2 separate regions of the Homo sapiens genome follow, and region 1 is linked to region 2. Evidence: read pairs that join two places in POLR2A ChIA-PET (ENCODE). Cell type or tissue: endothelial cell of umbilical vein. All regions are shown on one strand. Links, peaks and the distances in the headings refer to the core of each region. The heading gives the core; the rest is flanking DNA.

Evidence for each region. Peaks named below come from ENCODE experiments on the same cell type or tissue, not always from the same donor. Only the 100,000 strongest peaks of a DNase experiment are listed, where the experiment ranks them.
Region 1: POLR2A ChIA-PET joins it to region 2 with 10 read pairs; 4 of 35 experiments call an interaction of 5 or more read pairs at or near these places.

Annotation. Positions count from the first base shown.
Region 1 is chr11:74,322,388-74,337,954 of GRCh38, reverse strand. It overlaps PGM2L1 (phosphoglucomutase 2 like 1), which reads left to right. Exons shown (of 14, transcript NM_173582.6): 14 at 1,201-7,639. The coding sequence ends at 1,303. It overlaps LOC112268078 (a long non-coding RNA gene), which reads right to left and starts at 9,652. Exons shown (of 3, transcript XR_002957258.2): 1 at 9,483-9,652; 2 at 8,467-8,610. It overlaps P4HA3-AS1 (P4HA3 antisense RNA 1), which reads right to left. Exons shown (of 7, transcript NR_120556.1): 5 at 13,952-15,248; 6 at 13,745-13,860; 7 at 13,250-13,614. In endothelial cell of umbilical vein, for the core only: no CTCF peak of the experiment used is centred there; DNase peaks (open chromatin) are centred at 6,794, 7,694, 10,684, 11,054 and 1 weaker place; H3K27ac peaks cover 2,925 bases.
Region 2 is chr11:74,230,484-74,246,050 of GRCh38, reverse strand. It overlaps PPME1 (protein phosphatase methylesterase 1), which reads right to left. Exons shown (of 14, transcript NM_016147.3): 7 at 15,049-15,139; 8 at 10,085-10,150; 9 at 6,795-6,918. Among named protein-coding and RNA genes, the nearest start is that of PPME1, 67 kb to the right of the region's middle. In endothelial cell of umbilical vein, for the core only: no CTCF peak of the experiment used is centred there; no DNase peak of the experiment used is centred there.

The DNA of each region.
Region 1 (15,567 bases), core at 4,030-12,029, 91 kb before region 2:
CATTTACATACAGGTTTTTGTGTGAATGTATGTTTTCATTTCTCTTAGGTATATACCTAGGAGTGAACTGCTGGGTCATATGGTAGCTCTGTGTTTAACCTTTTGAGGAACTGCCAGACCATTTTTTAAAGCAGCTACATCATTTGGGAATTGAATTTTAAAATTGTATTGAATTTCTATTCTTGGAAAGATTCTCTGAGCTTTAAGTATTATGTGATTAACATAAGGAAATTATCATCAAATAATTTGTTTATTGCCAAATATCCATTTTCTATGTCTAATATGACTTGACATAATCTGTTCAGTTCATTTCCTTTTAAGAGGATGAATTGTGACTAAGTGAATTTCATAAACATATTCAAAGGCTACTTAAATGTATTAAAAGTACTGTCTCCTATAATATTGTAATTGCTCAATATATATTTGGGAAGGAGATTTTTTAGAATTGCTTTCAGAGTCCAACCAAGCTATACTATTTTGTATTTCCCCAAATCTTTGCATTTAAGGATAGATTTCATTTCCTTTGGGGGGGATAAAGAGCCCCCGAAGTCATTCAAAGTAGAATCTAAAGTAAACCAAATTGGGTAATGCTACATCTGGTTGAAAATGAAGGAAGATTATTAAAGTAATAAGAACTGATTTGTTGTGTAGCTTTTAAAATGACTGTAAAGGCAGTTTAAAAGAGGCTTGCCTCGAAATGTTCTGGGCAACGGCAGCACCTCAGTGATGACTTTCAAGGGCCTTCTTTTAAGTGCACATTTATTTTTTTAAACATCACGTTATTTTAGTCACACCTCCTTCTGCTACCTGAAAGATATATCATTCCATAACATCTGTACTGAATATTTTTCAAAGTATTTCAGGAAGCCATTTTCTCCTAACACCTGGTATTTGTGTTCAAAGCCATTAGAACCTCATTCTCCTGACCCAGGAGAATTCTTTAGATACACCATCACTCCTCTGTTTATCATGTGCCAAGGAACTCCTATTAATGCAGTTCACCTTCAGTTTGTGATAGCAGTGTTTTCTTTGTGTGTAATTTTTTTTTTTGGTCTTGTTTTGTTTTAACCAAGTGAATTTCTCTTTTGTTTACCAATTGTTTAATGACTCCATCAGGACCTCTTAAAAAATCACACTAATTTAAATAAATTTTAAGCCTATGAAAATAAATAATTCCAAAACTCTTCATCTTTTCCTCAGTGACACTGCTTTACTGGAGGAAGAACTGAAGAAACTCATTGATGCTCTGATAGAGAATTTTCTTCAGCCTAGTAAGAATGGACTGATCTGGCGTTCTGTTTAGGGGTACACCAATATGTCATGACACTGTGTGGGCATATGGAACAGAGCAACCGAGAACTGCATACATTGAACCTTGTGTTAGCATTCTCTCTCTATCTCATCTGGCCGAGTATCTTTTTCCTTTTATTTTCTTTCTTTTTGGTCAACTGGCTAGACTAAACAAAGTATAAGTTTGAAATGAAATGGTCTAGAGGGAAATGATTCAAATTTTTTCATAATTCAAACAAAAGTTATTACACTAAAAGTATTATAGTAACGTATTGTCCTTCCGTTAACAGAAACATCACAATTCAAAAGTGAGTTTTCTTATTATAGTGTGATTAAGCCTAGTTCTGTATCTCGTAATTGTGTATAGCATGGTAAAAGAAAAAAAAAAAGACAGGTAAATGTTATATAATTGTAGGGTTAGTTAAGGAAATTAGTCCATAAAATTGGCAAGAAAATGGTACTTTCCTTGATTGTTATGAAAAAGTGTCATTGTGACATCACAGGTATTAATTTACAAATTAGAGTATTTGAAATAGGATATTTAGCATTTCTGTAGTTTAGAACAGATGTTACAGTGTGTGGTTTTGGCATGTCTGTTTCAGGTGCCCTTGGTGCAGTATAAATTTACTGTATGTATTTAAAATTCTGATGTTTACTGAACATAAAACAATAGTGGCAACACTCCTATTGGCTTTGTTCTTATCAAATTTCTCAGTGCCTTCTCAGGGTCTGGTGTGAACAGAAAAAACAGTGTTCCTGCATTTACCATAATTTAATCAGTCAATTTGCAGATAGCTAAGGAAAATCTTCCAAAATCTGTAGGTGCTTCCTCTATATCAAGTGAGTTTGCTGATTTTAAAATCTTAGGAATATAAATAAAGATCTTAATAAAAGCAAGCTTAATGTAGTTAAGGATCTTCATATTAGAATTGTGTCATTTATCAAACCTTTTATTACAGAAAAAAATCTGAACTGAGAAAGGAGCTCTGAATTTATTTGACAGTCTAACTTTTGAATTACATTTTTGTAAGTAGATTTATTCTTTTATTTTATGAAGTAATGTTAATTTTACTAAGAATAAAACATCCAAATTTTAAGTATTATGAAATACTAAAACTACATGTTTTAAAACAGAGGTCCAGTTTATTCTAACATCTTGCTGACTTCTGTAGAATTTCTGATTGCATGACTATTATTTATCTTCTTTTAGTGTAGAAAATAATTTTTTACAAAAAGTCACTTTTGGGCTGGGCGCAGTGGCTCACGCCTGTAATCCCAGCACTTTGGGAGGCTGAGGCAGGTGGATCACAATGTCAGGAGTTTGAGACTAGCCTGGCCAATATGGTGAAACCCTGTCTCTACTAAAAATACAAAAATTAGCCGGGTGTGGTGGTGGGCACCTGTAGTCCCAGCTACTCGGGAGGCTGAGGCAGGAGAATTGCTTGAACCTAGGAGGCTGAGATTGCAGTGAGCCGAAATCACGCCACTACACTCCAGCCTGGGCAACAGAGGGAGACTCCATCTCAAAAAAAAAAAAAGTCACTTTTGGCTAATCATGCAGTCTTCTGAAAAGGTTTAATAGAGAAATGCTGTTTAGGCTGGGCTTGGTGGCTCACATCTGTAATACCAGCGCTTTGGGAGGCTGAGGCAGGAGGATTGCTTGAGGCCAGGAGTTTAAGTTACAGAACTATGATCACACTGCCGCACTGAAGCCTGGATGACAGAGTGAGACCTTATCTCAAAAAAAAAAAAAAAAAGAGAGAGAGAGAGAAAAAGAAATGCTGTGTTTAATCTTCTTAAAATGTATCTTGTCCTACATAGTTCTCAGAATACATATGGGGTATAGTTAGGAGATAACAATAACAAGACCTAAACAAATTGCTTATGGGAGATAGCACTGTAATTAGAGAATTTATTTCATATAAAATAATAATATAAAGTTTGAACTGATTAGAATGTTCCTTAAATCATGGTTTCGTTTGTTGCAGCTGTCAGCTAACATTTGGTTGAGCTCATATAATCCAAACCTAATTGTCCAACTATTGTATTGCCACTATTGTTAATTTGTTCCTTCCTTACTTTCTTATTGTTGGATCTTATATGACTGTATGACTGTAGATAATAGACAGCTAGCTAAATGTAGAGCACCATTTTTCTCAATGAGTTTGTTTTCAAAGGCTTTGCACTGGAGAAGATATGTGTAGAATTTTTGTTTTATTTTTAAAATGTGTAAAACATCTTTTGTTTTATATGCTTTTAAGAATGTAGATTGTAATTTAGGAAATGGCATATATTCTGCAAAGTGGTATAATGTTGTATATATGAAAAACAGGTATATTTGGTTTAGTTCTGTGTTTCAGTGACTGATAAACAAAAATGAAGCTAAAATGAATCAACGGCTCATTCATAGTTACTAAAGCCATGTCATGACTGTCATTCTATTATGAAGAAAACAGTTTTATTTGAGTGCTTTAATATAATGCAACATTTAAGTCATCTTAAGGTGAAAAGTTATTGAAGTGTTCTTCTCTCAAGTTAACAAAATTTTACAAATGTTCCTGAAGTGTATCGATTGAGGGAATTATTTTATTCTAGCCTGTCATGAGTCTGTCTGAGCATGATACTTAACATGAACTTGATGTAGTAGGTGCACATTTGCCTAACAGGATAAATTCAGTGATAGCCCAAGCTGGTCAGGAGAGACAGAAGTGCTGGCTAGGAGGTCTCAGCCTCGGGCACTACAATGTTTATCTTTTTCTTTTTGAACAATATTGTGAAAATGATTGCATTCTCATTGAGCATGAAAGTCAAAACTGGAATTTTCTAAAGCTTTGGAGAAAAGGAGAGAATTAGTAGGGCAAGATCAAAGCATACATTGGAAATAAACAGTAGAAATAAGCAAACAATATAAAGAGACACGGGAAATGCTTCTCGTGAAGGGCAAATGTAACACCATAACAGTAGGGAATAAACTGTGTCCCACCTGTTTACTTGTGTTTATTTGTTGTTATGATGAGTATGCACCTACCATTTTCCTTTATTGTGATCACTAAAATGAGGCCAAGGTTTAGGAGGTGAGAAAAAGTATCCCTTTTACGGATTCAGTTCCTGCTAGGATGTTGTATCAGAATCATGTGAGAACTCAGGAAGAGGTAGAGCAGAAATAAAAAGGAAGAAAATGTAGATTAGAAAATAAGACTTCTGAGAAAAAGTTCAAGGAATAAAGATTGTTTGACTCTGGAGAGGAGAAAGCTGTTGAGATAGTTTGCTAAGTTTGCTAATAAAGCTTTATTGAGTCTTTTATTGAAGGGTTCAAAGTAAGAAATACTATGCCATAGTGTTCTCCATCTCTAGTGAAGACAGAACCAGAGGGAATAAGGATCTTTTTTTTAAAGACAGCATGGAAAGTTTAAGATTTAGGAACTTCTTGAGAAATCTTCATAATATCTTCTATTCAAAATCTTTTTTTTATTTTTAAGGGAATAAAAATTTTAAAAATTAAGAGATATACAGATGACTTTTTAAGGGTCCTTCTTTCCAGCACATTTTTTTTAAAAACTCAGGTTAGAACAAAAATGTCATAAAGGGCACTAAAAGTAACATTTGGGTTTCACTCCATATCTAGAAGAATTTAGCTCACAAAACAATTTTTGTGTGTTTTGAGTAACTGATGCATAAGTGCAATGAATAATTTTCCTGCTTCACTGTTATTTTTAATTTAACCTGGCAAATTAAGTGAGACTTGAACAAAATTTTGTTCATCTTGAAGAATGTATAGTGGCTTAGGTTATTTGAGGTTTTCGTTTTGAATATATATGTTGTTATTTTGATGTAGATACGTTAGCAGATGGAGAGGTTCTAAGAGATTGGATACTTTGGAATGTCTTTATATAGGAAATAGACCTCCCATTTCTTAAGCAAGTTGCTTCTGGAATTGATGCAACAGGGATATTAGCTGTAGTTTAATGGATAAGTTGTTCTATGAGCTGCTGCTATCAGTACTTTTTTCCACATTTTCCATTGATATTTGTGATGCTTGAAAAATCCAAACTTCACTTGGATACATTTAATTTTATGCCTTTTTCTCTCTACCTCCCACTTTTCCTAGGCACCCTTGCACATTTTGTTACTGTGAAGGACTATTGCCCTGTTACCTCACTGATAAGAAATCTCAACTGTATTCATTCAGAATGCTTTAAGCTTAGTCATAAACTACATTTGCCTATGGACCTTTGGTTATTTTGTTAATGTTGTCATTATATTTAAGACTTATTGTAGGAAGTAATTTTAAATCTATTTCATAACCTGTTTTGATCTGTCTGCATACTGCTATATGTTAATTTATTACGGCCTTTTACAATTCACTTGTCATCTGAGATTGTTCTAGAAACTGATGAGGAAAGAGTCGTACTAACCAAAATGAATGGGCAATTGACATAACATTCTATTTCAGGTTTCCTTGTACTTGGGGAGCCAAAGCACAAGATCTAAGGAAATCTTATTCACATTTGTCCCTCAGAGCATCTTACCCTAAGCCATAGAGGTATAAATAGTAAGATGAGAATTGCTCATTGTCTGACTCCTTGCACAGCATGAATTTAATTCTAGTTGGAAACAAAGTTAGTGTTGACTACTGGTTACCTTAAAGTATTCACCATACTATATATTTATTAGACCATCTTTCCTCTTTGTTTATTCAAGACTATGTACTTATAAAAGAGAACCTATAAGAATGTGTAGAGTGACCAAATAGGGACAAAGTGACATACCTAGAGTTTGCTGCTCAAATTTTTCCACTAGCGTAACCCTAAAGCAGAGGGGCATGATGAAGGGGGAAGGGGTTCTGAGAGCAAAATCAGAATCAGCCTACCACTGACATGAAGTGTGTTCTGTCTTTAAAATGTAAGTGAATTTTGCATTCTTTATAATAAAACTTTTAATATAAAAATGATATGTTTAATCTTTACTGAAACTTATGCCACCACAAAGGAGCACCATGTTCATCACGTGGCTGCTCAGTTTTCTCCCCCAGTGCCCTCACCCCCAGTGGAGGCAAGTCCTTGAGCTACACACACTGGCTGTAGTGCAAGATATATAAACATAGGCCGGGCTCGGTGGCTCATGCCTGTAATCCTAGCACTTTGGGAGGCCGAAGCAGGTGGATCATCTGAGGTCGGGAGATTGAGACTAGCCTGACCGACATGGAGAAACCCTGTGTCCACTAAAAATACAAAATTAGCCGGGTGTGGTGGCACATGCCTGTAATCCCAGCTACTCGGGAGGCTGAGGCAGGAGAATCACTTGAACCCAGGAGGTGGAGGTTGTGGTGAGCCAAGATCGCGCCGTTGCACTCCAGCCTGGGCAACAAGAGTGAAACTCCATCTCAAAAAAAAAAAAAAAAGATATATAAACATAGAACATATCCAGACTATTTCCTGCCCTTGGAATCTGACCTTCAGAAGGATTAATGCCAAACTAAACTGACCTGAAACAGTTTTGTTACTATTGGCATTCCTTGACTAAAAAGGACCACCTGATGCTCAGTCCCGAGAGTAGGAATCGTGGTTTATTATTTTTCATATCCATACCACCTAGTTCAGTACCTGTTATAGAGTGTTTAATTGCTGATACTAGGAATTAAGGGATTTTTTAAAAGTAGCAAATAGTTTAAGGAACAATCAAAAAATGAATTTTCTAATTCAGTTTTTTCAATGAAGTCCCATCACTGAACTTTATAATGTAATGTTTATTAAGCAGACATCCCCTTAAATACTCAGTTTCTTTGGAGAGAGCAAAGCATATCTCTCTGTGGAAATTATATATAATGCCTGGTATTTTACACTCAAAGCAAGGTGTTGGCCAGGAAGGTAAAGAAATGGTGTCTATGTAGACTTAATATCACTAGTCTAAGTGTCATTTTGAGCCTAGTAGCACTACCTTCCAAGTGAGTCACAACAAATTTGATCCTATTTGGTATGTTTTTGTCCACTGTTATGATTCATCATGTATCTTACAAGAGCCACTCAAGCAAGACTCTGCTTCTATGTATGGTGAGGCCTTGTTGTTCTAGGCTAGAATAAACTCTTTGTATGCCTCATTGAATATGCCAGGTAAAATTTATGCAGTCAAGAATGAATTATTTTTCTGACTAAAGTGTGTAGCAGTAGTTCAAAATTGTGCCCTTGTTTTAACAGTTTCTGTCAACATCTTCTCATTTTTCCCTACAAAAACACCAGGGTGTATTATAAGTACTGCCTGTGAGAATTTGCACTTTATGTATTTGTGTGTGGATTTCTTGTGGTTTTAGCCAAATGAAGTGTTATCAGTAATAAACAGGTCTCTTCATAGGCATGAGTTTCTGTGTAATTTTTATTTGAGATACTGTGTAGTTCATAAAGCTTGCTATCTAAACAGGAAATACTCTTGAAATACACACATCACATACCCTAGAATCCACTTTGCATCTAAATGAATATTCTGGCTTAGTACTCAGGAAATATTTCTTGATTGGTTTATCAGAAGTCCCAGATGTGAGAACTAACATTAACATTCTTATTTTTCTTTTCTTTTTCTCTCCTTAAGCTGATCTAATTTGTTTGCCCATGTTAGCGCCAGCTACTATAATAAGACAAAAGTTTAAAGTTTGGAAATCTCTCACGGTAATAACCGTAGATCTATGCTTCAATACTGATGAAGGACTGAGTTTCCAAGGGTTCTTATGAATCTGTGGTCCTGGTCTCTGTTGCCTGCCTTTCCCAGATCAGGCTCAAAGGGAAGATGACTGAAAGGAATGTTCTACGAGGTCCTTTTGTCAGCTTCTAAATGGAATATTCTGAGAACCATGCCGACCCCGTCCTTAACCACTTTCCCTAGTTTATTGTTCTTTATAGCACATAAACAAATGAACAAATCAATTTAAGTAGTAGTATTATCTGTCTTCATGAGCATAGCTTTTTCACTACTTTACCACTGCCTGGAACAGTGTATGGCCCTCAGTAGGTACCCAATAAATGTTTGTCAGATGAAAGAACCTATGTCATGTTTCTTCTTGAAGAAGAAAAACACCAAATCCTTGATTCTGCATATGCGCAGAGTTGCACGAGAAATATGCAGTGGCGATACCACCTGTTTTAGAGACATGTTGCTGCTGTTGGGTCATCTCTGCTCACAACATACCTGCTGAAATCTCAAGCTCCACATTTTCTTCCTGCTTTTCCTGAGTGGCCGTATATCTCCCTGGTTTGAAACCTCCAAATCATCTTCGATTTCTCCTGCCACTGGGTATGTGCTATTTGATGCATTCTTTAAATGTAACAGTCTCTGAAAGTAAAGGGCAAGGCCATTGACTTGAGACCCACGTAAAGAGACCAAGCAGCTAACACAACCTAAAATAATAGGGTTTTATTTATTTATTTATTTATTTATTTATTTATTTATTTATTATAACTGAATGAAAAAGATTTAATTTTATAAAATTGACAATGTTCACCAAATTATATCTATTACACTTTTTTTTTTTTTTTTTTTTTTTAGTATTTATTGATCATTCTTGGGTGTTTCTCGGAGAGGGGGATTTGGCAGGGTCATAGGACAATAGTGGAGGGAAGGTCAGCAGATAAACATGTGAACAAGGGTCTCTGGTTTTCCTAGGCAGAGGACCCTGCAGCCTTCCGCAGTGTTTGTGTCCCTGGGTACTTGAGATTAGGGAGTGGTGATGACTCTTAAGGAGCATGCTGCCTTCAAGCATCTGTTTAACAAAGCACATCTTGCACCGCCCTTAATCCATTTAACCCTGAGTGGACACAGCACATGTTTCAGAGAGCACGGGGTTGAGGGTAAGTTTATAGATTCACAGCAACCCAAGGCAGAAGAATTTTTCTTAGTACAGAGCAAAATGGAGTCTCCCATGTCTACTTCTTTCTACACAGACACAGTAACAATCTGATCTCTCTTTCTTTTCCCCACATTTCCCCCTTTTCTACTCGACAAAACCGCCATCGTCATCATGGCCCGTTCTCGATGAGCTGTTGGGTACACCTCCCAGACGGGGTGGCGGCCGGGCAGAGGGGCTCCTCACTTCCCAGACGGGGCGGCTGGGCAGAGGCGCCCCCCACCTCCCGGACGGGGCGGCAGCCGGGCGGGGGCTGCCCCCCACTTCCCCAATGGGGCGGCCGGGCAGAGACGCTCCTCACCTCCCAGACGGGGTGGCGGTCAGGCAGAGACACTCCTCAGATCCCAGACAGGTTCACGGCCTGGCCGAGGCACTCCTCACATCTCAGGCGATGGGCAGCCGGCCAGAGACGCTCCTCACTTCCTAGATGGGATGGCGGCCAGGAAGAGGCGCTCCTCACTTCCCAGACTGGGCGGCCAGGCAGAGGGTCTCCTCACATCCCAGAGACGGGCAGCCAGGCAGAGACGCTCCTCACTTCCCAGACTGGGTGGCGGCAGGGCAGAGGCTGCAATCTCGGCACTTTGGGAGGCCAAGGCAGGCGGCTGGGAGATGGATGTTGTAGCAAGCCGAGATCACGCCACTGCACTCCAGCCTGGGCAACATTGAGCACTGAGTAAGCGAGACTCCGTCTGCAATCCCGGCACCTCGGGAGGCCCAGGCGGGCAGATCACTCGCGGTCAGGAGCTGGATACCAGCCCGGCCAACACCGCGAAACCCCGTCTCCACCAAAAAATACAAAAACCAGTCAGGCGTGGCGGCGCACGCCTGCAATCCCAGGCACTCGGCAGGCTGAGGCGGGAGAATCAGGCAGGGAGGTTGCAGTGAGCCGAGATGGCGGCAGTACAGTCCAGCCTAGGCTGGGCCTCAGAGGGAGACCGTGGAAAGTGGGAGACGGGAGAGGGAGAGGGAGAGGGAGCAGGGTTTTATTTTTGTTCTCACTAAAGGAGAAGAGTTGGTATGTATATAAATGGAAACGTTTTGGAGGGGGGATTATAATAAAAATTTGGTATTCGCTATCCTTCCTCTCTATCTTCCCTAAACCAACACTTCCCCTCATTTCTGTTAGTGCTGTGACCATTCTCCTGTTTATTTTTATTTCCCTCTCTTTACCTCCATTTCTGATCATTAAGTGGTCCGACCTTGCACATAATTTGCTTTAGATTAAGTCTTTGACCTTTATCCCTCTGCTTCATTCATTCATTTAATACATATTGATTAATCTGGAAATGAGAAACAAGGGCACTCCAGAAGTCTAAAAAGTAAGAAAAAAGACACAACCACGTTACTGCCTAAACAACCAGTTAAGGACACCATGCTACTGCCCCCACACCACCAGAAAATCACCTTTATCTATTCCTTATGACTTTGGATTCAAAGTAACTTGAGAGAAGGCCCAGTTGGCTGGATTTTTGTCATTTGCCTGCCTCCTAGCTGCAACTGGAGGCTGATAAAGGAAGGATATGACTCCCTTAGCTTCCTCCTGACTTCTAGTAAGAGGCAGGACACTAGTTACCTTTCCATTGAGACACAGTTGGGGAGTTAATTTGCCAAATTGGAAATAATAGTGCAAAAAAAAAGTGACAAAAATCCACTACAGTGCTAGTGCTGAGTGTTGGAGAATAAACACTGGCAAAGGGATAGGGGAGGGTATTTTAAATACTGAACATGGCATACGTGTGCAGAGCACCAGTGATTTGGTGTTGCTCTTGGAGTTTGAGAGTGGGTGTGGGTAGGGATGTGAGTGGAGAGGTGGAGTGCTCTGTGTGCTGCTCCATGGAGCTTGGACTAAAGTCAGCAGCTGACGGGAGTCATCGAGGGATGATGGTGGTGCGACAGAATTTCCACTGGAAAGGAGTTTAAAGGGCATCTTACCTAACTGTCACCATTTTCTATGATGTGACCTCCAGTGGGGATACATGTTTGAACCTCTCCAGGGACAACGGGCCAAAACAAGTTCATTCTCTTTTAAATAAAGGCCAGTAGAGAGCTCTTTCTTGTGTTCAGCTGACCTCTGCCTTCTGCAGCTCCTACATTTTGCACTTGGAAGCTCTGTGTTATAAAAACAGTCCATTTCCTTTTCACTCAGTCCCCCTACCTCCCAGTCTAAATATGCATAATTCAGCTGCTGTTCCTTATATAACCAGTTTGGGGTTCCCCTCCCCTTCCTTGGGTTTTGTTTTCAAAAACCCAAGTCCAGAAATTAATACTCATGGAATGCTGGCATCAGTCCGGAGTAGAGAAAGGTGTGATTTCTACCTGAGATGACAGGCAGCACAACAGATGGGGCAGAGGGGCCTCAGCCGACAACACTGCTGGACTTCTCTTCACTTTGCCAGAGATTGGTCTTCCTTTTACTCTCACTCAAGCACCACCCCTTCCAAAAAGCCTTTCCTGACTGTGGCCCTAACCAAGCTGGCAGGGCCCCACCTCTCCTTCTCCATTTGCCCCTCTGTTGCAGCACTTCCCATACCAGACTGAAATGATTGGACTCTCTCAGTGAATTGTGGGCCCCCTGAGAGCTGGAATCAGCTGAGTCAGTGCAGTACCCCCAGCACCAAGCACCTAGCACCAAGCCAAGCAATATCATGAGTCTTCGGCAAAATAAAAAAGGGGAAAAAAAAGTGGAATTTGAACTGGGTTTTTAAAGGCAAGTAGGCTGTGATAAGCAAAGGCGTGGGGAGGGGCACATGGCATATATGTAAATTCAACTCCAGACAGAGGGGCTATCTGAGTGAAGCCTGGGAAGCCTGGGAAGGCTGCTTGTGACTTGCTGAATGGCTTCCATCCAGGCTTCGGCTAATCTGAGCTAAATAAGGAAAGCCAGAGTGGGCAGATGGCCCACTCACATGGCTGTTGGCAAGAGGCCTCAGTTCCTTACCACATGGGCCTCTCTGTAGGGTTGCTTGAGTGTCTCCGTGACAAGGCAGCTGGCGTCCTCCAGAGTGAGTGATCCAAAGAAAGAGTAAGGCACAGGCCACAGTGTGTTTTATGACCTAGCCTTGGAAGTCACACACTGTCATTTCTGTACAAGTCTATGGTAACATATAGCAATCCTGCAATCCTCCTACAGTGTGAAAGGGACATAGTGTGTGAGTACCCGGAGGCAGGGATCACTGGGGGCTATCTTGGGGACTGGCCACAACAGAGGGAAAGATTAAGTGATCAATTTTAAACAAGTCATGGTTGAGACACCTGAGAGACATCCAAATGTAAATATCAAGTAGGCAACTGGAAATATGAGTCTGGAGCTCAGAAGAAAGGTCTGAGCTAGAGATATAAATTTGGAAGTTATCAACATACCAAAGTCTTTAAAGCTGTGGAAATGGCTGGACACGGTGACTCACACCTGTAATCCCACCATTTTGGGAGGCCGAGGCGGGCGGATCACGAGATCAGGAGATCGAGACCATCCTGGCTAACACGGTGAAACCCCGTCTCTACTAAAAAATACAAAAAATTAGCCGGGCATGGTGGCAGGCACCTGTAGTCCCAGCTACTCGGGAGGCTGAGGCAGGAGAATGACGTGAACCTGGGAGGTGGAGCTTGCAGTGAGCCGAGATCACGCCACTGCACTCCAGCCTGGGTGACAGAGCAAGACTCCGTCTCAAAAAAAACAAAAAAAAGCTGTGGAAATGAGTATGATCACCTAATTAGGGTGCAGACAGGAGATGGAATCTTAGCCTTTTGGAACTCCAACTTGTATTCTTTTTACTTTAAAGTTATAATTTAATCTAGTTTTATTAATGGTAAAAACTTTAAATAAAGAAAATTAGAGGGAAGGATACAACAAACACCCAGGTACCCACCACCTAGAACAACAAAGATCAGCACTCTTTCTCATTTATCTCACATATTTCCCTTTCCTTTTAAGTACTTCTCTATCCAATTTTGTGCTTTGACTCTTATATTGGTTCAATTTATTTTAATTGGTTAGCTTTTGCCAAATAACAAACTATCCCCAAAGACTTAGTGGTTTAAAATAGCAAGTATTTATATAGCTCATAATTCTGCAAGTCAACATTTGTGCTAAGCCCAGGTGAGTTGTTCACCTGGTCTTGGCTGAGTTTATTCATGGGTCTGAGGCCAGCTGCTAAATTGGCTGGTTCCTGGATAATGTAGAATAACTTCCGCTGGGATGGCTCATCTCTATTCCATGTGATCTCTTGTCCTCCAGCAGGCTAGCTCAGGTCATTTCATATGAGTAGTGGGACAGGACTTCAAAAAAAAGAGCTGAGATGTGCGATGCATGTTGAGGCTTAGACAGAGAATTTGTACCATCTCTCTGCTGCATTCCATTGGCCAAAAATGTCATGATGTCAGTTCAGGTTTAAGGGGAGGAGAAATAGTCTCCCTCCACCTCTTGATGGGGGATGCTGCAAAGTCACAATTCAAAGAGTATGAATTCAGGGAGGATGGAAAGAGTGTGGCAAATTTTGTAATCTACCACAGTTTACTCTTTGACCATAATTATTCACATTGCTCCCACAGGAAAAATATGCTTACCACCATTCCAAGACCCCCAAACACCTCTTGCAATTATGTCATCAGGCTTGAAGACCAGGATCTTGTGGTTCACATCAGGTTTGTATGTGACATTATGGATGTTGTTCTTCTTAATCCTGACACCGATGAATTAAAGACAAGTTATTTGCCTCCCGCATACCTACTGTACATTGAGACGGAGGCAGGATATCCTCAATAGACACTTACATTTAAAAAAGGGAAGAACGCCGGTCACGGTGGCTCACGCCTACAATCCCAGCACTTTAGGAGGCTGAAGCAGGCAGATCACTTGAGGACAGGAGTTCAAGACCAACCTACTAAAATTACAAAAATTAGCCAGGCATTGGGCAGCACACCTGTAGTCCCAGCTACTTGGGCAGCTGAGGCAGGAGAATCACTTGAGCCCGGGAGGGGGAGGTTGCAGTGAGCCGAGATCACACCACTGCACTCCAGCCTGGGCAACAGAGCAAGACTCTGTCTCAAAAAACAAAAACAAAACAAAACAAAATTAAAAAGGGAAGAATGAGAGACACATAGCAATTCTGAACTCCAGCTGGGCAAAGGTTTACAAGTCTCACTATCCCAGGAGAGGGTGTATTTCTTGCTCAGGTCTAGAGTTTACTCCCTGGGAGGGGGTTCCTGCTCCACTGATCTCTGCGGCTCTTGACTATACCCTTTGGAACATATTCCTTGTCTGTCACCTTCCTTGGCTACTTCTGAAGATGTGGCCCATGTTGGTAGCTGAATAATTGGTAGTTTGAATAATTTCAGTCTATTCCATACTCCAAATGACACAACTGTTTTGTGACATCTCTCTAGATTTTATTACTGGTATTTTTGAATTGGGCTTCTGTGGGATCTCACTCTTAAGTTTCCAAGAAGGTTTTTTTTTGTCTAGAGGTCGACTAGACATCACTTTAATTCTTGCAGAGGTCTTTACAAAGTGCCACTATGAAACACAGATTACTGTTTTTCCAGCCTCTAGTAATAATTTCCCATCATTTCCCCAGACTTCAATATGTTTGCTCTTGCCATTTTCCCAGTTTCCAACCACTCCCAATCTCAAAGCTAATGTCACAAATTTTAGGGTATTGTTAATGGCCTAACATCTCACTTTCGGACACCAATTTCTGTATCAGTCTACTTTTGCTGCAAAACAAATTACCCCAACACTTAGTGGCTTAAAACGGCAGCTATTTATATATCTCACTATTGTGTGGGTTAGCAGTTTTGACTGAGGTCAGCTGGATATTTCTTCTGGTCTTGAGTGAGTCCACTTCTCTGTTGGTGGTCAGCTGCCAAGTTGACTGGGTGCTGGCTAATTTCTGATGGCCTCGGCTGGGTTGGCTGAGCACTGCTGCACATGATCTCTCACACTCCAGCAGGCTAGCCCAGGGTGTTCCCTGGGTGCCTGGGCAGAGCCCCAAAAGAGAGAGCCAAAGCATGCAAGGCCTCTGGACACCTAGGCTCAGAACTGATGCACTGTTCCTTCTGTTGCAATTTACTGGTGAAAGAAAATAATAAGGACTTCCCAGATTCAAGCAGGAGATACAAAGTCATATAGCAAAGGGTGTGGATATGGAGAGGAATAAGGATCATGGCTGTTTTTACAATTTGCCATACCTCCTCAGAGGCCACCCTCATCACAAAGTGGGAGGCCATCCTTCCCTTCCAAATTTTATCTTTATGTGACATATGTACATATCAAAAATATATAGTTTTTTCCCCTGTGAGTTCTATATGTTTTTAAATGAACTATTTCATACATACTACATAATTTGTGCAGTATAAATGTAAGGTATAAAGAATAGGATGCTTTTGTA
Region 2 (15,567 bases), core at 2,794-10,793:
GTCTCCGAGGGCAACCCCTGGAGGAACAGGATTAAAAACTAGATCCCTGGGAAAAGGAAAGGGAAGGAAACTAGCACTTATTAAGGACCTACTAAGTCCTAGACATTTTAATATACATTCAATCCTTCCAACAGTCTTGTTGTATGGGTCACTGTTAATATTCATTTTAAGATAATTACAAGTTTACTTTTTATTGCTATTAGTTTCTGTGAATTTAGGAAACTTTCTTAAGATCACAAAGCTAGTAAGTGGTAGTGCCAAGATTAAGCCTTTCTTATACTTGGTTGGCAAAAGGATGTTTCATCAAAAGAATAACTACAAAGAACATACTGCAGTATGAAAAAATGCTTATAATATAAGCAAGAAACAGATTACAACATGTCATCTAAGTTAGGATTACTACTGGAAAAATGTGGTATAGTAAAGTACTAAAAAGGAAAACTGAAAATAGGTTGATTTGTCAGTAGAGCATTTTTTCTTATATTTTATGATAATGATATAATGTTCCTGCAATAGTAATTTTGAAAGGAAATATGAGACAAATATGACAAAATGTCAACATTTATTAAATCTTTATTGTAGATAAGCACAGAGTATGCAATCAAATATTGGCTGAAAAAATAAATAATTCTCTATATTTTTCTGTACCATTGAAATATTTGAAACATTATAATTGAAATAAATATACTGAATCAACCACAATATGAAAATCTAAAAGTGAACATGAGATAGTAACATATTATCTTAAAGATCACTGGATGCTTAAGATGTCCATACTACCCAAAGTAATCCACAGATTCAATATAATCTCTATCAAAATTCCCATGGCTTTTTTTTTTAGGAAATAAAAAAAATCACCTTAAAATTCATATGGAATCTCATAGACACTGACTAGCCAAAACAATTTTGAAGAAGAACAAAATTGGAGAACTCACACTCCCCAATTACAAAGCTGCAGTAATTGAAACAGCTTAGTACTGCCGTAAAGACAAATAGACCAGTGGAATAGAATAGAGAGCCCAAAAATAAACCTTCACATAAATAGTCAAATGATTTTTGACAAGACTGCCAAGACCACTCAATGGGGAAAGAACAGTCTCTTCAACAAACAGTACTGGGATAACCAAACAGATATGCATATTCCAAAGTGAAGCTGGGGCCTTATCCCATATCCAAAAATTAACTCAAATGGATTAAAGACCTAGTAAGACTAAGACTATAAAACTCCTAGAAGAAAACATGGAGGAAAAGCTGGACAGTAGACTTGGTAATGATTTCTTGGATATGACACCAAAAAGCAGTGAACAAAAGCAAAAATAGACAAATGGTACTATGTGTATGGAATGGGAGAAAATCTTTGCAAATCATATATCTTATAATGGATTAATATTCAGAATATATAAAGGACTCCTACAATTCAGCAACTAAAAACATCGAGTAACCTGATTAAAAAATGGTCAAAGGGCTTGAATAGACATTTCTCTAGAGGTGATACAGAAGTGGCCAATAAGCATATGAAACGATGCTTAACATCACTAATCAATAAATAAATGCACAGCAACACCACAATGAGATACCACCTCACCCCCATTAGGATGACTACTATCAAAAAAGAGAAAAATAAGTGTTGGTGAGGATGTGGAGAATTCGGAAGGAACCCTTGTGTACTGAGTTGTAAAATAGTTCAACCAATAAGAAAAACATCAAGGCAGTTCCTCAAAATATTAAAAACAGAACTACTGTATGATCCAGGAATCCCACTTCTGGGTACATATCCAAAGAATTGAAAACAGAATCTCAAAGAGGGATCTGCAAACCCATGTTCATAGCAGCACTATGGATAACAGCCAAGAGGTGGAAGCAACTCAAATGGCCACTGATGGATGAATGAATAAACGAAATGTGGTATATACATATATAATTCAGCCATAAAAAGGAAAGAAATGCTATCACATGCTGCATAGGGACTGAACTTTGAGGACATTATGCCAAGTGACATAAGCCAGTCACAAAAAGACATATAATATATGATCCCACTTATATGAGGTATCTAAAATAGTCAAATTCATAGAAAGTAGAATGGTGGCAACCAGGGGCCTTTGGAAGAGTTTTAGAAAAGGGGAGTTGTTGTTTAATAGGCATAAAATCTCAGATGTTTCACAACAATGTGAATATTAACTGTACACTTAAAAATTACCAAGATGGCATATTTTATGGGTTGTTTTTTGTTTTGTTTTTGTTTTTTATCACAGTAAAAAAAAAAAAAAGAAAGAAAGAAAGGAAAAGAAAAAGAAAAAGATCGCCAGATGGGAAATCAAGAAACTTGGGTCTTCTAGTCCTATCTTTGCCACTGATTTTCTCAGATCCCTTCCCTTCTTTGGGCCTTGGTCTTCCATCAGTAAAAGGAGATACAAAGGTACCTTATGATTCAAATATTCTCACTAAAGAACTAATTCTATTCTCCACTGTTAATATTTACCAGGGATAGGACACTTTAAAGGAAACACTTACTGCCATTTCAACCTGGAACCTCAGCCTGTCCTATTCCCCACAACACTATGAGCCATTTCTAAGAGATCAGCTCCACCGTCAGAGACAAGGCATAATCTCACAAGCCCCTCCTACATGCACACTGAACTTCACAGGGAAATGACAAATTTAAGGTAAGAAAACCTCCAAAAAGTAACATTATAATATATATATATATAACAGTTCATCTCAAATCTTAAAATTTGCAAAACCAAAAAAAAAAATTCTGGACAGAATTAGGATTTCTTCTGTATTTAGGTTATTGGAAATAAATCCTTTCTCCAAAGAGCTGGATCATGAAGTTTAGTTTAGATGCCTATTAGATGCTGTGAAAATGGTAATAAAGCAGGCTGATATAATGAGATCCACTTGTTGTTGGGTGGGAGAAACAGAAAGTTGGCTAACAATCTTCCTGGGATGTTTACCTGGGCGAGATGCAGTTCTCCACACAAGGGCATCCACCACAGGCCTTGCATTATCTCCCATTGTTTCACTGGAAAAGTGTTTAAAAACATAACGCTTTGTGTCAGTCAGATCTGACTGAATGCAAGTCCCAAAGCCATTCTTAACTAATCACTGTGGGTCCCTTGGGAAAGTTACTTAATTTCTTCCAGCCTGTTTTTTTTTTTTTTTTTTTTTTTTTGAGACAGAGTCTCACTCTGTCGCCCAGGCTGGGGTGCAGTGGCACAATCTCGGCTCACTGCAACCTCTGCCTCCCGGGTTCAAGCGATTCTCCTGCCTCAGCCTCCCGAGTAGCTGGGACTACAGACGCACGCCACCACGCCCAGCTAATTTTTGTATTTTTAGTAGAGACGGGGTTTCACCATGTTGGCCAGGATGGTCTCAATCTCCTGACCTCGTGATCCACCCACCTCGGCCTCCCAAAGCGCTGAGATTACAGACATGAGCCACTGCACCCAACCCCAGACTGTTTTCTTAGCTGTGAAATTGGCAACACAAGATCTGAAAGAATTGTAAGGATGAGCTAAAGATACTCATGTATGTAAAACAACAGGAGCGTGGTCTGGCACATAAACAAGTATTAAAATTTTTAAAAAATATATAGGATGTCAATAACCTTGAAAAAGAAGAACAAAGTTGGAGGACTTACACACTGTCTGATTTCAAGACATACAACAAAGCTACAATAACAAAGACAGTGTGGTACTTGCATAAGGGCAGACATATAGATCAACAGAATAGAATTCAGAGTTCAGAAATAAAATCTAACATTTATAGTCAATTGATTTTCAGCAAAGGTGCCAAGACAATTAAATGGGGAAAAAGGAGCCTTTTCAATAAATGGAGCTGGGACAGGCTGTTTATTGGGTATCTACATGCAAAAGAATGAAGTTGGTTCCATTCCTGATATCATACACAAACATTAACTCAAAATGGAACATAGGCCTAAATGTAAGAGCTAAAACAAGAAAATTCTTAGAAGAAAACATAGGTATAAATCTTCATGACTTTTAGGCAAAGACTTCTTAGATATAATACCAAAAGTACAAGGGACAAAAAGAAAAATAAATTGAATTTCATCAAAATTAAAAACGTCTATACTTCTAAGAATGCCATCAAGAAAGTGAAAAGACAACCCATGGAATGGGAGAAAGTATTTGCAAATTAGGGATCTGTATCTAGAATATATATAGAACTCTTAAAATTCAGTAATAAAATCAAATAACCCAAGTAAAAAATGGGCAACGTATCTAACAAACATTTCTCCAAAGAAGATATATAAGTGGACAATAAGCACATGAAAAGAAACTCAATATCAGCAGTCATTAGGAAAATGAAAATCAAAACCACAATCAGATATCACTTCATACACACTAGGATGGCTATAATCAAAAAGAGAGAAAATAACAAGTGCTGACAAGGATACTGAGAAACTGGAACACGCATACACTGCAAGTGCGAATGTAAAAGGGTGCACCTGCTTTGGAAAACGGTCTGTCAGTTCCTCAAAAGGTTAAATATAGTTACCATATGATCGATCAGTTCCACTCCCAGCTGTGTACCCAAGACAAATAATAAAAGCCTATATCCACACAAAAAGTTGCACACAAATGTTCAAAGAAGTATTATTCATAATAGACAAAAAGTGGAAACAACCCAAATGTCCATCAAGCGATGAATGGATTAAAAACTGTGGTATAGCCATACAATGTCACATTATTCAACCATATAGAGAAATGAAGTATTTGATACGTGCTACAATATGGATGAACCCTGATAATTTTATTTTAAGAGAAAAGAAGCCAGTCACAAAAGACCACATATTATATAGTTCCATCTATATTTAATGTCCAGATTAGGCAAATCTATAGAGATTAGATTAGTGGTTGCCTAAGCTGGGAGGGTTGGGGAGAAATGGGGAGTGAATTCTCATGGACACTCCTTAATGTGCCTCAGTTCACCCTCTCAACAGAACTGCTGGAGTTTATGAAACCACATAATTGGGCTTATAAAAAAATACAAAGAAAAAATGAGTTAGAATTAAAAATCGAGGATCTGGGTGTGTTTTAGCTTTAACTTTTATGTGTGACCATGGGCAAGTATCTGTACCTAAGTTGTAAAATGGTGATAATACCTACAATGCAGAACTAAAATGAGAATTAGAGATGATAAATGTGAAGCATTCAGCATAGTGCTTAGCACATAATGGGTAAAAAGCAATTGATTATATTAAGAGTCTCAAATCTACTAAATGCGTTCTTGATTACCTTGGGCAAGTCTCTTAACTTCTGAGCCTCAGATTCTACACCATAATATGGGAGAAAAGATCTCTCCACACCTCATAAGGTGTTCAGAGGACCAAACAGACCATGCGTTATTTAAACCCTTGTAAACTCTAAAGAGGTACAAAGTATTACATTTCTGATCACTGTTTTAAAGATGGCAAGAAGATCCTCAAATTTAAAATACTGTTTAAAAATGTATTCTCCTTCTTGCTAACAGCAGCATCACCAAATGCAAAGGAGTAGGTCATTACATGTTCATTACCTGCCATTAGTAAGATGTTTATAATCGAAACCATCCCTAGTCTGCTGTTCATGAGCACTAAACATTTTCAAGAAAAAAGCACTTGTTACCACTACTTGCCTGGCAAGTACTCATAAAACACTATTTATACAACCCTGAGCTAAATGCAGAGGGAAATTCATGCAGAACATCAGTTTCTGCCACAAAATACACATTTTTTGTTTGTTTGGAATACAATTCTTGCACAGAGGACAACATGAGTCAACAGATGACTAGCAAAGGACCATAGTATTTCTGAGTGTGACTTATAAAATCAGTTCTATGACTTAATATGTACAACTTCAAAAAAAAAGTGCTAAGGTGTGTCATACAGACTTTCAGTGCTGTGTTGGAAAGACAGTGATACTAATTGAGGTCAGAAAGCTTCCCCAGGGAAGTTGGGTGTGGTGGCACGCACCTGTAGTCCCAGCTACAGCTACTGGGGAGGCTGAGGTGGGATGATCACGTGAGCCAAGGAATTCAGCCTGGGCAACATAGCAAAACCCAGTCTCAAACGAAAAAAAAAAAAAAAAAAATGGAAAGAAAATTAAAGAGCTTCCTCAAGGAGAAAAACTTTGAAAGACAGATGGACAGGGTAAAATCTGCATGAGCTTAGGCCGGGCATGGTGGCTCACGCCTGTAATCCCAGCACTTTGGGAGGCCAAGGCGGGTGGATCACGAGGTCAGGAGATTGAGACCATCCTGGCTAACCCGGTGAAACCCCGTCTCTACTAAAAATAACAAAAAAAAATTAGCTGGGTGTGGTGGCGGGCGCCTGTAGTCCCAGCTACATGGGAGGCTGAGGCAGGAGAATGGCGTGAACCCGGGAGGCGGAGCTTGCAGTGAGCCGAGATCGCGCCATTGTACTCCAGCCTGGGTGACTGAGCAAGACTCTGTCTCAAAAAAAAAAAAAAAAAAAAAGATCTGGATGAGCTTAGAGTAGACTGGTAGGAAATGGAATTTTTCTCATGGGAGGAAACACAGGAACAGAAGAACAGGTGAGAAAGCAGTCTGTTTTAGGGGAGGGTATATAGCGTAAGTTTTATGTTCCAATTGGTCAGAGCTATCAACAGTGCTTTACATCTTATAGTTAAGCTAAGTATCTCTTATGATAGTGTCTTGGCTCCCTAAAATACCTAATGGCAAACAAAAAGAACAATGTTATCACCCCTTCCCACCCACACACAGTTTGAACCATTCCATACCGCATCTTTTCAAGAATGAATGTTTTTACCCACCTCCATGTCATCTTCCTTTTTCCTCTTGCTTATAGACTCACTTCCTTCCTCATCTTCTTCTTCTTCCTCTATGATTCCTTCCACTATAGATTTTGAGCCTTCTGGACTTGTAATTCCTTCACACCTAGGTTTTTTTAAAAAAGTGCTATTACACACCTCTTTCCAATACACAAATTATCTCAGAGATACTCATACTTACGGCCTTTTATAATCAAATGTTAGCTAAAACTTAACAATCATCCTGGTAGGAGGATAGAATTGTGCATTTCCAGGGCTGTGGAAAATCATGGCCAATGTATAACTATTCTCCAAGGGCTGGTTTCCAGTTCTTGCACCAATACTGACCCATAGAAAGGGAGCAACCACTTCCTCAGGCATGAGTTTTATTGGCATAATCTTATATAATCTTCATAACAATCCTATGAAGTAGCCCTGAAGAGTTAAGAAAATTGTCCAGCATCACCTAACTCATAAGTGGTTAAGGCTGGGATGCAAATCCAGGCTCAACTAACTCCAAAACATGGTGCTTTTCTGCTGAACCCTGCTTATAGTAGAACAAGGCTCAAACAGAATGATAAAAGGCCTCACTTTTTAATTAGCTGACAGAAACCATCTGAACCAACCAATTATCATTGTTGTTTTTCTCTTAAAAATTGCATCTCTTTTTATTATATTCTTTGGTAGAAAAATTATTATTATATCAACAGCTGGTACCATACTTCCTTTAGAGAGAACTTGATGGAAAAAACACATTGACAAGCTCTGAAGGTAAAAAAATCCCAAGGGCCTGGGCAACAGCTAGTGCCAAGGTTTGCTCTGTATGATAGAGAACAATCTGTTATTTTGCCCTTGACAAAGACAGAGAAGGAAAAGGAGAGAGAACAAGCAAGATAAAAAGAGACTGGGATAAATTCAAAAGTCAGCGGTAGATTTTTAAGAATGATAACTTCTCCCTTTCTGTCTTCTCTGCCAAACCTTCAGTGAAGTGTAAGTTCACAAATGTTTTGTTAAGTAGGTGTTTTATATGAAACTTGTGCCAAGTTTCACATGTAGTATACAGTATAGATGTGATAAAAAAAAAAAAAACAGTGTAACAAAGAAACATATGCTTTGAATTTCTATAGCCTGTGGATTAGGAGGTTCAAGGCAATTTCACCTGGATTATAAGGGGCAGGAAAGTTCCAGCTATCTATGTGACAGTTAATACACATGCACATACACACTCTCCTACACATAGGTTTACTTATTAAGAGAAAACATCACTGGAAATAAAATTTTAAAATCACTCAACTATCTGCATATATGCCATGTAAAATGCTTTACTACTGATTAGACAAATTTGAGGTCTCAAAATATTTAGGAATTGAAAAGTGGGCAGTCTCACAGGTTATTCAAAGTCTTGCATTTTGACTGCCTGATATTTCTACTGAAATTGCCCTTTTAGGCATAAAACCATAAGATAGGCCTTGAAGTCAAATACACAGGAGTTTGAATCTCAGCTATGTCATCCACTAGCTATGTGATCTTGGGAAACTACCTCTCTGAACTTCTATTTCCTCATCTATAAAGCAATACTTATCTTAAAGAGGTATTGTAGGGATTAAATGAGATAGTGCAAATGAATTAATGAATCTAGGTAATAAACATCAACGGCTCCTGACATTAAAAAAAAAGAGACAATTGGCTGGGCATGGTGGCTCACGTCTGTAATCCCAGCACTTTGAGAGGCCGAGGTGGGCGGATCATGAGGTCAGGAGATAGAGACCATCCTGGCTAACACAGTGAAACCCCACCTCTACTAAAAATATAAAAAATTAGCCGGGCATGGTGGCACATGCCTGTAGTCCCAGCTACTCAGGAGGCTGAGGCAGGAGAATTGCTTGAACCTGGGAGGCAGAGGTTGCAGTGAGCTGAGATCGCGCCACTGCACTCCAGCCTGGGCGACAGAGTGAGACTCTGTCTCAAAAAAAAAAAAAAAAAAGACAACCAGACATTATGTACTTCCTGATGGCAGTACGCAACATCACCTATCAAGTATTCTTGCAAACAAAACACCTGAACCCGATGAAGCTTCTAGATTTAACTATTTACACAGAATATAAGGAACAAAGGAATATGTTAAATTATGGCCTGAGAATTCAATCAGCAAATCCAGATCATGGGAAATTCTATGGGGCAAACAAGGTTTCCTCAAGAAATAAATTGCAAGGAATCAAAAAAAAGAGGGAGACAGAAGTGGAACCTTAGATTAAAAGATGCATGAGAGGTGGATCAACCAATTGCTATCTACTTATTTTGATTTTGACTTTAATTGTAAAAAATTATTTATGAGACAATCAGAAATGTAAATATTGATTAGATATTTGATGATATTAAAGAATTGCCAATTTTTTTACGTGTAATAATGTCATCGTGATGATGTTTAAAGAGCCCTTATTTTTAGATCATATGAAAATCTTGCAGAGGAAATTATATTTGTTTGGAATTTGCTTCAAAATATTTTGTGACTAGGGGAAATACATAGGGGCACAGATGAAACAAATGAGACATGGTTATGGGTTAATAACCATTGAAAATGGACAATGGGAACACTGGGGTCCATCCACTGTATCACTCTTCTTTTATATGTGCAAAATTTTTCCATAATATAAGGTTTTAAAAATGAGACAGTGCATATAAAATACCTTGCACAGTGCCTGGCAAATAGTAAGCACTCAAAGCCATTATCATTTTCATCTAACTTCTGTCTGTTCTGTTGGGCAACATTTTCTCAATTCATCTAAAGTTTATTTTGTGACTATACAGCAATACCCAGAATGCCATGTAATTCTATCAGGAAAGATCAATTGGGCTAAATAATCTTAGCTCACTCTTAGAATCTGGCTTTCACTCAGGCTATGCCAGAGCTTTTTTATTATAATTCCCTCACAGCCAGGTTTGGCTTAGAAGGAGACTGTTACTAGAATGAAACTCAGCTGCTATCACTAAGGTTAACATAATTTGTAATGTCTATGCTCTGGGATTTGCTTTTTAACACGCAGAGTTTTGCTAAGGTAATCCAGTATTAAATGAGGAGGAAAAAAAAGAAAGGGAAGGAAAGGAAGGAGAGAAAGGAAGGCAGGCGAAAGAAAATCTATGTCTGTCCCAACTGAACTCACCTTTAAAATTATTTAAAATAATAAAGGCATTTACCGGAATGGTAGAATTGGTGTAAGACAAAAGAAGCAATCTGTAATTCCCTCACCATGTTTCCGCCTCTAACCAGACCAAGGGGGAAGAGTAAGACCTACTGTTTGACTTGGCCAACCATTGAGACACGGGCAGACTCCAGATTTCGAATCTGGCCACTCTTCACACTGGGAAAGAAAAGAAAGGAAGAGAGAAGGTTATTCAGTATCTATTGTATCACATCATTGGAATCAAATAAATAATTCTACAGATTATGTGAGACCTAATAAAAAGTAGTGATCACCAGTGTTTCTTACTATAGAGATTGCCACTATTACTCACCTGGCTACATGGTTTTATAAGTAAAAATTAAGTAAAAACATCATAGCCATTTCAGTTCTGCAGATATTTATCAAGAGGATACTAGGTGCCAGGCCTGTATTCAAAAAGCACATAATTCGGTAGGGAGAAAAAGACACATATAATGTTAATATAATGAGGCAAGGTTCAAAGAAAGCACTTGAACATGAATGAGGAGGTCAGAGAAAGCTCCCCAGAGGTCACAGCTAAACTGAGGAGTATAGATAACAAGTTTAACCAGAAAATAAAAGAGGTTGGTTAGAGCATTCTAGGCAGAGGGCACATTATGTACAAAGGTGCTGTGATGTGAAAGTCGGCAGGATAATGATTTTAGAGAACTGGGTGCAAGGAGAAGCAGGGAGGAGATAAAAGGGGAGCGTGACAGAATAGGATTGGAAGGCAGGCGCCAGCTTCTCCAGGGCCTTGTGTGCCGTGCTACAGGGCTTAGGCTATCTGAATAAATTAGTCTTCTCACATTTGTCCACCTAAGTACAACTAAGGCAGAGCAAAATGACTGCATTCCCAGGGTGAACTGGAAACACTGCCTGAAGCAAGCCACTAGGAGAAAGCACTTCTTTAAATCTCATTTCTTAGTTTAAAAAATCATTCAAAATTTTAAAGCCCCTCTCCTCAGATAATGACATGATTTCTTACTTTAATGGTAAACCGAGGCAATCAGAACTATTACCTCATCTTTTAACTACCAAATGAATCCACAAATTCACCAATACTTGTAATAATATACTCTGCCTTGATGCCTGTTTAATACATGAAATATCTATTCCTATCAAGGCCAACCTTGGGCACTAGTTCCCATCCCCTCTTGCTTCTGAAAAGATACTCTTTCTTTCAGTTATCCTGTCTCTCTTCTGTGTCACTTTTTTTCTCTCGTGGATGTCACAAGCATACTCCATTATCCAGCCTTTAAAAACATTCCCAATGCCACATTCACTACTACCTATTACTCCATTTCTCTGCTCTCCTATACAGCAAAGCTCCTCAAAAGAGTTATCTTGCTTTCTCTACTTTGTCACCTCTCATCCTTTCCCCAACTTATATATGATTTTTATATCCCATTTATTTTCAGATATTTATTTTGTCAAGGTCACCTCTATCATGCCAATTCCAATGGTCATTTCTTGGTCCTCATCTTACTTGATCTCTCTGCAGCATCCGACACAGTTATTCTCTCCCTCCTTCTACAAACACTTAATATACTCACCTGGTTTTCCTTTTATCTCATCAACTGTGCCTTTTCAGTTTCTTTGTTGGATCTTCCTCTTCTTCCCAAGCTCTAAATATTGTGGAATATCCCAAGACTCAGTCTTGGATCTTTTTCCTATCAATATCAAGTTCCTAGGTCTTTACATTCAATCTTTCACTTTTAAATATTAACTATGTGATGACGATTCTCCAATTTATCTCTAGTTCAGCCTCTTCTAACTAGTATATACAACTGCCTACTTAACATTTCTACTTACATATGTAATAAGCATTTGAGTTTATCCAAACAAAACTGATTCTCTGCCCCTTATTTGCTCCCATATCTACCTCTTTCTGTTTCTACCATTCACCCAATTGCTTGGGCTAAAAACCTAGAAGTCATCCTTAAGTCCCTTCCTGCCCTTCCCCGTCTCTCTCCCAACATCCAATCCATAAACCAGTCCTGTCAGTTCTACCTCGAAAATACATTAAAAAATGACTCTCTTCCTCTGTTGCCATCCTCGTCTATGTTTACCATTATTACTCTCCTTTACTATAACAGTCTCCTAACCAACTTCACACCTCATTCCCCACTTCTTCTATTTGATTTTCCTCAGAACAGCCAGAGTGGTGTAACCAAGATGCAAATTTGTATCTGTCTGACCTCAAAGCCCAGGTTTCCCCTAACTTTTTTGTTTTGTTTCGAGACAAGGTCTCACTCTGTTGTTCAGGCTGAAGTGCAGTGGCATGATCATAGCTCACTATAACCTTGAACTTCTGGGCTCAAATGATCCTCCCACCTCAGCCTCCTGAGTAGCTGGGACTATAGGCACATGCTACCACACCCAGCTAATTAAAAAAATATATATATTTTTTGTAGAGACAGGGTCTCGCTATGTTGCCCAGGCTGGTCTCAAACTCCTGGCCTCAAGTAATATTCCTATCTCAGCCTCCCAAAGCACTGGGATTACAGGTGTGAACCACCACACCTGGCCTAAAGCCCAGGTTCTTAATGACTATACCCCTGCTGCCTCTCATTAGGAAACCTATGAGAGCAAAAGCAGTAAATCATTGGCCTTATATTTCAACATAAAAAAAAATCTAGAATAGCCAAAATGGCCATCAGTCATAAACTTGATTCAGATATCCAGCAGAATAAAAAACAAAATTACCAAATACCTCATAGTATAATAATTTTCAGGTTCAGAAAGATCAATGACTCTCATGAAACCCAGAACATCTTAACATTTAACAAACAGAACCCTTATTCTATCCTGTATCTGGCAAAAGAAACAAGACTACTTTAAGAGAAGGCCTACCATGATACCCAGGCTGCATTAGGTATATCCCCTGGCTTCCTTCATTGTGTTATGTTTATGTGTTTCCTTGTTTGCATCCCCAGTTTTTTGATGATAGGAACTGAGCCTGATTCATCCCCCAGTTCTTAGATCAGGTACTGACACATCTTAGGCACTAGAAAAAAAAATTTACTGAATAAATTTTTAGAGTTCGGAAAAAGGGCCAGGCGTAGTGGCTCATACCCATTTATCCCATGACTCTGAGAGGCCGAGGCGGGCAGGCAGACTGCTTGAGCTCAGGAGTTCAAGACCAGTCGAGCCAACATGATAAAACCCTGTCTCTACAAAAAAAAAAAAAAAAAAAAAATCAAATAACAAAAATTAGCTGGGCATCGTGGTGCACAGCTGTAGTCCCAGCTACTTGGGTGGCTGAGGCAGGAGGATCGCTTGAGCCCAGAAGGTCAAGGCTGCGGTGAGAGCTGTAATCATGCCACTGGACTCCACAGCCTGGGCAACAGAGTGACACCCTGTCTCAAAAAAAAAAAAAAAAAAAGTTTGGATAAAAGTTGGATGGGCTTTAGACAACTGAGCCAAGTCTAGAATAACTTTCTCACTTGTTGTTACTGCGGAAGCAGGCAGGGCACCTGAGATACAAGCCAAGCTGGCAGCAGCTACATTCTTGATGCTATCTGCCCAAGATAGATCTTTGATATTTCTGTGAGAACAGGAATCCTGCATCACAGTAGTGAACAGGAAGTGGTAGAAACTTCACCAACACAAACATCATTCTGACAAGCCATATTCTTGCATAAGACCATTTGTCCTAGGAAAACGCCTAGGATATATTTACCAAGTCCTAAATTTCCACTTGATATCTGATTCAGTTAACAGATATATTCTGCCTGCTAGGGCAGTATGCCATATGCTATATGAAAGTAGAAAAGAAATACAGAATAGCTTCTTCCCTTATGATGCAGGAAGGGCATTAAGACAGACATTAATGAAAATTAACAATATGAGCCATATCCCTCAAGGGAGTATTGGAAAACTTAAGGGTATACAGTGCAATATAATAGAGACTTAAAGGTCTCTTGTAATTTTGCTGAAAGCGTCATCTGGGTGGTTTGGAGAACTTAAGAGAAAATGTTCTGAAGAAGAGACTGGAGATGGAGTTAGAAGAATAGGAAGGAAGATAGGATGATGAAGACATTTATCCAAAGACTGATCTCCTTGTGGGAAGGGACAGTGTTTTATTCATCTCTGAATCTTCACTCATTAGCACAAAATAAGTGTTTAATAAATACTTTATCAAATGATTAACTGAATTAATGAATAAATTCATTCCTTTGCTTAAATGGAATTCTGTCACTGATTTTTATAAAAACTATTTACCCATTGAGTTTATTTACCCAAAATCCAAATAAATTTGAGGGAATGGAACCTATAGCCATCTTCCATTTCTCCACCATTTTATCTGAAACACAGAAAGTAAATCTAAAACCATGAAGCATCAGAGGTGGATGATGCCTTAGAAACCACCTAGTCTAACCTCTTACCTCAGAGGCAGAAACAGCTAGACAGCAGATGATCAATAATTACTAAGATTCCAGGAGGTACTATAGTGTATTGGGAAAACAATGGGTTTCAGACAACTGAGCCAAATCTAAAATATTTTTAAATGTTCAAAAAATTCTGCTGTTTATATAATGTTTCCTCATATGCTATTACAATAAGGCGTGGCAACTGAAATTCTATTCCTTGAACTTGGTGCTTGACCTAAAAAAGAAGAAAAGCTACAATCTAACATTTAGAATAAAGGCAACAGTGGCTGGGCACTGTGGCTCACGCCACAACCCCAACACTTTGGGAGGCTAAAGTGGGAGGATTACTTGAGGCCAGGAATTTGATTACTTGATTACTTGAGGCCAGGCTAAAGCAGGAGGATTACTTGAAGCCAGCCTGGGCAACATAGCAAGACCTCGTTTCTACAAAAAATTTAAAAATTAGCCAGGCTTGGTGGTGTGTACCTGTAGTCTTAGCAACTTGGGAGGCTGAGGTGGGAGGATTGCTTGAACCTAGGAGTTCAAGGTTGCAGTGAGCTAGGATCATGCCACTGCACTCCAGCCTGGGTGACAGAGTGAGGCCTTGTCTCCTAAATAAATAAATAAGCAAGCAAACAAACAAACAAATTAATTAAATAAAGGCGACAAAGATTTGTTGGTTACCTCCATTCAATAGCATTCTCCAGAGACTTGAAGGTTTTAGGACGACCCCGTAAGAAATTCTGCATGCTATTAAGTGCATCCATAGCTGTACCTGGATGTTAAACAAAAACTGTAACCACATATTTAACTTATTCTGAGCATTTACACTTACTGAGTCAACTACTATATATCTGCTCTTGATGACAGCAGAATTTAGTGATGCTCGCAGAGAAATAAAGATGGCCCTCAATAATTTTTGCCTCTGGGGTATTCACTTCTTTATGTCATGCCCTCACACTGAAGAGGATGACTTGTATTCACAAGCAGCAGTGTGACTTCTGAAGCTGGGTCAGAAAAGACATGGCAGCTTCTTTTTATATGATTAAATACAATTATGGGACATACATAGGATTGAAATATTATGCAGCCATAAAAAGATGTTAATGAAGAGTTTTTGATGACATGGAAAAATGGTTATCTTGTATAAACTTAAAAAAGATATAAAGACAGAGGGACATATTTCAAGATGAATGAAATCAA